Regions from separate parts of the Homo sapiens genome. Here region 2 is linked to region 1. Evidence: read pairs that join two places in POLR2A ChIA-PET (ENCODE). Cell type or tissue: endothelial cell of umbilical vein. All regions are shown on one strand. Links, peaks and the distances in the headings refer to the core of each region. The heading gives the core; the rest is flanking DNA. Region 1 has its middle 23 kb from the start of KICS2. Region 2 holds the start of RXYLT1-AS1 (RXYLT1 antisense RNA 1).

Evidence for each region. Peaks named below come from ENCODE experiments on the same cell type or tissue, not always from the same donor. Only the 100,000 strongest peaks of a DNase experiment are listed, where the experiment ranks them.
Region 2: POLR2A ChIA-PET joins it to region 1 with 5 read pairs; 5 of 35 experiments call an interaction of 5 or more read pairs at or near these places.

What each region holds. Positions count from the first base shown.
Region 1 is chr12:64,242,862-64,247,262 of GRCh38, reverse strand. No RefSeq gene overlaps it. Among named protein-coding and RNA genes, the nearest start is that of KICS2, 23 kb to the right of the region's middle. In endothelial cell of umbilical vein, for the core only: no CTCF peak of the experiment used is centred there; no DNase peak of the experiment used is centred there.
Region 2 is chr12:63,818,285-63,822,685 of GRCh38, reverse strand. It overlaps RXYLT1-AS1 (RXYLT1 antisense RNA 1), which reads left to right and starts at 530. Exons shown (of 4, transcript NR_126167.1): 1 at 530-757. It also overlaps the pseudogene PABPC1P4. In endothelial cell of umbilical vein, for the core only: no CTCF peak of the experiment used is centred there; no DNase peak of the experiment used is centred there; H3K4me3 peaks cover 587 bases.

The sequences.
Region 1 (4,401 bases), core at 68-4,067:
CAAATGTCCATCAATCAATGAGTGGATAAAATGTGATATATATATATATATAAAATGGAATACTACTCAGCCATAAAAATAAATGAAAGAATGGCATTTGCAACCTGGATGGAGTTGGAGGCCATTATTCTAAGTGAAGTAACTCAGGAATGGAAAACCAAATATCATATGTTCTTGCTTATAAGTGGGAGCTAAACTATGGGGATGCAAAGGCATAAGAATGATACAATGGGCTGGGTGCAGTGGTTCAAGACTGTAATCCCTGTACTTTGTGAGGCTGAGGCAGGTGAATCACCTGAGGTCAGGAGTTCAAGACCAGCCTGGCCAACATGGCAAAACCCCGTCTCTACTAAAAATACAAAAATTAGCCGGGCATAGTGGCGGGTGCCTATAATCCCAGCTACTCAGGAGGCTGAGGCAGAAGAATCGCTTGAACCCGGGAGGCAGAGGTTGCAGTGAGCCGAGATCGCACCACTGCACTCCAGACTGGGCAACAAGAGTGAAATTCTGTCTCAATAATAATAATAATAATAATAATACAATGAACTATGGAGACTCTGGGAGAAGCATGGGAGGTGGGGTGAGGAATGAAAGACTGCATATTGGGTACGATGTACACTGCTTGAGTGATGAGTGCACTAAAATCTCTGAAATCACCACTGAAGAACTTATCCCTGTATAACCAAATACGACCTGTTCCCCAAAAACCTACTGAAATAAAAAAACCACAATACAAAACAAAACAAAAAAGAATGAAGCATTCATGTGCTAGAACATGGATGAGTCTTGAAAACATTATGCTAAGTGAAAGAAGCCAGTCACAAAAAACCACATAGTGTATGACTCCATTTATAAGAAATGCCAGAATAGGCAAATCTATAAGGACAGAAAGTAGATTAGCAGTTACCTAGGGCTGGATGGTTGTGGGTTTTTTTGGGGAGGGAGTTGATTAAAACGTTATAAAATTGTAGTGATGGTTGCACAACTCAGTGAATATACTAAAAACCACTGAACTGCACACTTTAAAAGGGTGAATTGTATAGTATGTGAATTATATCTCAAATCAAGCTGCTGAAAAATAAACAACAGCGGGCTGTGAGCCAAAATTGTCCTGCAGGTGGTAGGTAGGTTGGCAACTTCTGTTGTGGATATATTCACGCAGGATGACAGATGAACTGATTCCTTTCAGAGGCCTGTTAGTGGATTCAGCTATTTGAGCTTGGAAGACTCACTTAAGGAGAGCTGGAAGTTGACTGTAATCAGAAAGTCCTTTGTTCTCAGGTCTTGCTGGTGAAAGGATCTATCTTATAGATGTTTGACATAAGCAATAATGAACTCCTCACCACCTGCTGGTTTGTAATTACAGCCACAAATTCAGCCCAGGAACTCAGGTACATTCAGACTCATTGTGGTTTCTAGTACTGGGTTCTTGCATAGCTACTTGGTTGCAAGGACCTTCACTTGGTCTCAGCCACACTTCCCAGACAAGCAATCATTTTATCCATCTCTCTTCTTCTAGACCATTTGGTTAGTGTCTTAGTCCACTCAAGCTGCTATCACAAAATGCCACAGACTGGGTGGCTTATCCAAAACAAATATTTCTCACAGTTTTGAGGAGCTGCAAGGGAAGTTCAAGATCGAGGCACTGGCAGATTTGGTGTCTGGTGAGGGCCTGCTTCCTGGTTCATAGATGGCTGTCCTCTCACTGTGTCTTCATATAGTGGAAGTGGCCAGGGAGCTCTCTGGAGTCTCATATAAGGGCACTAATCCCACTTTTGAGGGCTGTGCCCACATGAATCACCTCTTGAAGGCCACACCTCCAAATACAAGCACATTGGGGGTCAGGTTTCAACATATGATTTTTGGGGAGACGTAAACATTCAGTCTATAGTGGCTAGTCAGCTTCAATTCCTAACCGTCTCAGATTTGAAAAACAAAGCTTCATCTCACTGTCCTTTTGGAGAGCTAATATGAGGGGCTAAGGGTAGAGTTTAATTTAAATTTCCTTCTTACAATCAGAGTCCTCGCCAAGGCAACTGCTTAGTTTTCGTACTGCACTTGGGATCTTACACATTCATTCCACAAATACATATTTTATGGCTACTATGCATTGGGCACTATTCCAGGTGCTAGAGATATAGTAGTAAACAAGAAATAAAAATCCCTGCCTTTGTGGAGTTTATATTTTATTTTGTTTTTGAGATAGAGTCTTGCTCTGTTGCCCAGGCTGGAGTGTAGTGCAGTAGTGCAATCTCAGCTTACTGCAACCTCTGACTCCTGGGTTCAATCGATTCTCCTGCCTCAGCCTCCCAAATAACTGGAATTACAGGCATGCACCACCACACCTGGCTAATTTTTGTATTTTTAGTAGGGACGAGGTTTTCCCATGTTGGCCAGGCTGGTCTCGACCTCCTGATCTCAGGTGATCTGCCCTCCTCAGCCTCCCAAAGTGCTGGGATTACAGGTGTGAGCCACTGAGCCCAGCTGGAGTTTATATTTTAATAAGATGGAGTTAACCCTTCTTTCATCTGCTTCTTTCCATAATGAAATGCTATACTTTATTATCATGAGTTAGTCTTGAATCAGAGTCCTGTGCTCCATGAAAGGTCATTTCACCATTTCCTCTAGGCAGAATAGAGTCAGACTCATCCTGGACTGAACTGTTAAGTCCTGTGAGTTCTTTCTACAGCATAGTAACTAACCGGCACATTGTGCACATGTACCCTAAAACTTAAAGTATAAAAAAAAAAGATGACACACACACAAAAAAATAAATAAATTCTTGAAGAGCTATATTGAAAAAAAGAATCCCATCCACTTCTCTTCTCTTTTTCCTTCCTTCTTTTTTTTTTTTTTTTTTTTTTTTTTTTTTAAGAAATGAGGCTCTCACCATGTTGCCCAGGCTGGACTTGAACTTCTGGGCTCATGATCCTCCTGCCTCAGCCTCCTGAGTAGCTGGGATTACAGCTGTGTTCCACAACACCTGGCTCAGCAATAGCTTTTGTACACATCTCCCTGAATTTTCAATTTCCCCATTGTTATTAAAATAATCAAATCTGATCATATCCTTTCCTTATTTACACCTTTCAATAGCTTTTCTATTTTTCTTAGGATTAAGTCCAAAATATTTACCTGGCCTGTGGTGGCACTGCATTTACTAGTCCCTATCTACCTCACCTGAAATCACTCTGCCCTTGGCTTGCAATGTTCCCACCACATTGGTCTTCTCTCTTTATCTTGAAATGCCAAGCCCCTTCACACCTCCATTACACACGCTGTGACCTCATGCTGTGATCTCGCGCCTGAAACACATAAACCTTCACCAGGTTTATGTGCACTTACATCCACAAAACTCAGCTTTCTCCTTGAGGCTATTTCTGATCTTACCATATATACACTTTTAGTTATTACAATAGTTATTTATGTTCTTATTTAATTAACGTTACCTCCATTAGACTATGAGCTCCATGAAGCAGGGTCATGTATGATATGTTTACCACTATATCTCCTTACCTAGCCCAGGATCTGGCTCATAGTAGATGCTCAAAAGGTGTTTTCAGTCACAAACAGATATTTTGAAAAAGAAGATCAATTAGAACAAGACAATCATGAAATTACCTTAAAAAGTGAAAAAGTATTTTATGGCTAAATATTATGATACAAATTGAAATAATGGAAAAAGAGGGATATGATTAGAAAAGCAGGAAAGCAGACGGAGAGTGAGTGACAAAGAGACAAGGAGGAAATTGGCAGAATAATAGCTATATTGCAAGAGGAGGAGGGTGGGGAAAAAGAGAGAATTTTATTTAAAATAAAAACTAGTGATGGCTTGCCTGGAGGAGCATTTGTACTTTTAGGAGACTTGGACGATTAAAACCCAGAACTGCTACCCAGACACTGGTCAAAAACTACCCCAAATTTTGTAATGACCAATTTTGTCCACCTCTTTATGTCTTTTGTCTGAAAACTTCACATTCTCCCAAATGAGATATTACAAACCTTCCTCAGGAGGGCTAGAAGTTTTAGGAAATACAGCACATAGCAGTTTTTCTGCTTTCAAGAGGGAAGTTTCTCAGTCATTCACTTCCAGGCTCAATTCTAGGATAATTTGTGTTTCATATCCCCTCACTTTATGCCACCCAGGTGGCGATAGCTAATTTTTAAAAAGTTGGAAGACAATCTTTGGTTTTATCATTAAGTGTCAGAAAGAGGGCATTTATGGAAAGAAATGTTTACTAACATGCAGAAAGCAGAGTCCCAAGGGTCCGTGCAGACCTTTGCCTCAAATGTAAACGAGGGAATGAAGGGAAATGCCACCTTTTAGTATGTAGGCAAGAATGACAGGAATGAATGTTCAGAGGAGTTAAGAATTTAATGATAGATCCACACTTAACAAAAAGT
Region 2 (4,401 bases), core at 94-4,093, 420 kb after region 1:
TCATTACTTTCACATTTAAGGCAGGCCCAAACTTGCCAAAGAGATTCTTAAGGCGCTCATCATCCATGTCTTCTCCGAAATTCTTGATGTAAACATTGGTGAACTCTTTCACGTAGCTCCAAGTTCAGCTTCTCGTTCTTTATGAGACATAAATCGTCCAACAAATACTTTGCGATCATTTAGGAGCATTCCATTCATTTTTTCCATAGCTCTTTCAGCTGCTTCCTGTGTCTCAAAGTGTACAGATCCATAGCCCTTGGAATCATTTTCATCACAGCCCACCTTACATGAAAGGATGTTACCAAAAGCAGAAAAATGTATCATACAGTGCTTTATTATCAATGGATTTGTCCAGATTTTTAATGAATATGTAGCCCACTCCACTTTTGCGAAGTGATGGATCACGCTGAGACTACACGATGCGTACTGGCTTGCCCTTTATAACATCAAAATTCATAGTGTTCACAGCATGCTCCGCGTCCGCGGGCTACTGGAAGTTCACATACGCGTAGCCCAAGGAGCCGTGGGTGATCATGTCCCTGCAGACCCGGATGGAGAGGATGAGCCCGGCCGCGCTGAACTTCTTGTAGAGCATCGCCTCGGTCACGTCGGGATGGAGGTCCCCCACGTACAGCGAGGACGTAGCTGGGGGCACTGGGGTTCATCTCGGCACTGCTGCTCGCAGGGCCACAGGCCGCGACCTTTCCGTGAGAGGAGGAGAGCGAATGCTGGGGCTAGGGGCCGGAGCTGGGGGAAGGTGAGCGGGGGCAAGCGCAAGCGCAAGCGCAGAGGGACAAAAATCACCCGGAATCGAAAACTACTTCACCGCCCCAGAATGGTGTTGATCCGCTGCCGCTGGCTGCGGGCGAAGGTGGAGGTGTCAGTCCGGACAGCGGGAAGGCCTCGGTCTCTTGGTTCCTTTTTGGAGCTGCTGCGGGCGGGCGAGTCGGCCTCGGCTGCTTCACGGGGTTACTTTATAAAAGAAGAAGAAGAAAAAAATAAAAGTCTATGGCAGGGGAGAGGCGGATTTTTTGTAAATTGTGGGAAAGTTTTTAAAATATTTTTTTAGATTTTTTTTTAATAATAAATGTATGTTCCGAGCCTGGAGCACACACTCCGCACTCTGAGCACTAACTGCCGGGAGAAGGGGCTAATTTTTGTATTTTCAGTAGAAACGGGGTTTCACCATGTTGGCCAGGCTGGTATGGAACTCCTGACCTCAGGTAATCTGTCCGCCTAGCCCTCCCAAAGTGCTGGGATTACAGGCGTGAGCCACCACGCCCGGCCAGTTTTTCTTTTTTTCTGATGTAGGCACTTGTAGCTATAAAATTCCCTCTTAGTACTGCTTTTGCTGTATCCCATAGGTTTTGGTATGTTGTGTTTCCATTATCATTTGATTCAATAAATATTTCAATTTCCTTTTTAATTACTTCATTGATCCACTGGTCGTTCAGGAGTATATTGTTTAATTTCCATATGTTTGCATAGTTTCCAAAATTCCTCTTGTTATTAATTTCTAGTTTTGTTTCATTGTGGTCAGAGAAAATGCTTGATATTATTTCAGGGTTTTTTTTAGACTGAGTCTCCCTCTGTCACCCGGGCTGGAGTGCAGTGGCGTGATCTCAACTCATTGCAACCTCTGCCTCCTGGGTTCGAGTGACTCCCTTGCCTCAGCCTCCCGAGTAGCGGGGACTACAGGTGTGTTCCACCATGCCTGGCTAGTTTTTGCATTTTTAGTAGAGATGGGGTTTCACTATGTTGGCCAGGCTGGTCTCAAACTCCTGACCTTGTGATCTGCCTGCCTCGGCCTCCCAAAGTGTTGGGTTACAGGCATGAGCCACTGCACCCGGCCCAGTTTTTTTTTTTTTTTTTTTAATGTTTTAAGACTTATTTTGTGACCTAATAGATGGTCTATTCTTGAGAATAATCTATGTGCTGAGGAAAATAATGTGTGTTCTGCAGCCATTGGATGAAATGTTCCATAAATATCTATTAGATCCGTTTGTTTTATAATGCAGATTAGGTCCAATTCATTAATTTTCTATCTGGAAGATCTGTCCAGTGCTGAAAGTGGGGTGTTGAAGTCTTCAGGTAGTATCATATTGGGAACTATCTCTCTCTTTAGCTCTAATAATATTTACTTTATATATCTGAGTGCTCCAGTGTTGGGCACATATACATTTAAAATTGTTATATCCTCTTGCTGAACTGACCCCTTTATCCTTACATAGTGACCTTCTTTGTCTCTTCTTTAGATTTGTCTTGAAATCGATTTTGTCTAAGTATAGCTACTCCTGCTCTTTTTTGGTTTTTATTGGCAGGGAGTATCTTTCTATCCCTTTATTTTCAGTCTATGTGTGTCTTTGTAGGTGAAGTGTCTTTCTTGTAAGCAACAGATCAGTGGGTCTTATTTTTTTATCCATTTAGCTACTCTATGTCTTTTGATTGGAGAGGTTAGTCCATTGAAGAATTTACATTCAATGTTATTATTGATAAGTAAGAACTTACTTTTGCAATTTTGTTAATTGTTTTCTGGCTGTTTTGTGGTCTTCTTTCTTTCTTTTCTTCCTGTTTTCCCTTAGTAAATATTATTTTCTCTGGTGATATGATTTAGTTCCTTGCTTTTTGTTTTTTGTGTATTCATGGCATGTTTTTTTCATTTGAGATTACCATGCGGCTTGCAAACGCTATCTTATAACCCATTATTTTAAGCTGATAAAAACTTATCACTGTTTGTATAAACAAACAAGCAAAAAGAAACCTAATAAAAAGTTTACACTCTAACTTCATCCCCCCTTTTTAATTTTTTGTTGTTTCTATTTATATCTTATTGTACTGTTCATGTCTTAAAAAGTTGTCATAGTTATTATTTTTGATTGATTCATCATTTAATCTTTCTGCTTATGACAAGAGTAGTTTACATACCACAGTTACAGTGTTATCATAGTCTGTGTTTCTCCATGTACTTATTTATTACCAGTGAGTTTTGTACCTTTTCTTTCAAATTGAAGAACTCTCTTTAGCATTTCTTGTAGGACAGGTCTGGTATTGATGAAATCCCTCAGTTTTTGTTTGTCTGGGAAAGTCTTTATTTATCCTCCATATTTGAAGGATGTTTGGACTGGATATACTATTCTAGGGTAAAAGTATTTTTTTTATTCAGCATTTTAAATATGTCATGCCACTCTCCCTTGGCCTGTAAGATTTTCACTGAAAAGTCTGCTGCCAGATATATTAGAGCTCCATTGTATGTTATTTGTTTCTTTTCTCTTGCTGCTTTTAGGATCCTTTCTTTATCCTTGACCTGTGGGAGTTTGATTATTAAATGCCTTAAGGTAGTTATCTTTGGGTTAAATCACCTTAGTGTTCTGTAATCTTCTTGTACTTGGATATTTATATCTTTCTCTATGTTTGGGAAGTTCTCTGTTATTATCGCTTTGAATAAACTTTCTACCCCTGTCTCTCTACCTCCTTTTTAAGGCCAATAACTCTTAGATTTTCCCTTTTGAGGCTATTTTCTAGATCCTTTAGGGATGCTTCATTGTTTTTTATTATTTTTTTCTTTTGTCTCTTCTGACTGTGTATTTTCAAATAGCTGTTCTCATGCTCACTAATTCTTTCTTCTGCGTGATTCATTCTGCTATTAAAGGCCTCTAATGTATTCTTCAGTATGCCAATTGCATTTTTCAGCTGGAGAATTTCTGCTTGATTCTTCTTATTTCAATCTCTTTGTTAAATTTTTTCTTATAGAATTGAATTCTGAATTCCTTCTCTGTGTTATCTTGAATTTCTTTGAGTGTCTTCAACACAGCTATTTTGAATTTTTCATCTGAACATTCACGTATCTCTGTTTTTCCAGAATTGGTTCCCACTGCTTTATTTAGTTTATTTGGTGAAGTCACATTTTCCTAGAGTGTGTTGATACTTAAGGATGTTTGCTTGTGTGTGGGCATTGAAGAGTTAAGTGTTTATTGTCTCACCTGAAGCCAGCAAATCCCAGAGGTTCACTGTCTGGGCCAGACTACTGCAAATGTTCCCTTAAGGCTCAAGGGCTCTTAAGTCAGCTTTTTTTTTTGGATGGTCCCTGGCCTGGGACTCACCCTTCATGGGGGTGTTCTCCTCTTGGCCCAGGGCAGGTCCAGAAATGCCCACCAAGGGTCAAGTCCTAGAATTGGGGACCTCATGAGCCAACTGGGTGCTCTACCCAGCTGTGGCTGTGCTGTTACCTAAGGTGCAAGACAAAGTCGCCTTCATGTTTTCCTCTGCTTTTCTCAAGCAGAAGGAGTTTTTCCCTGTAGTTACCACAGCTGGTAATATGCTGAGTCTCACCTGAAGCCAGCAAGTTCCAGAGGTTCACCAACGCTCTTGATGTAGTACGTGGGTATAACTGGTGGTTATTCA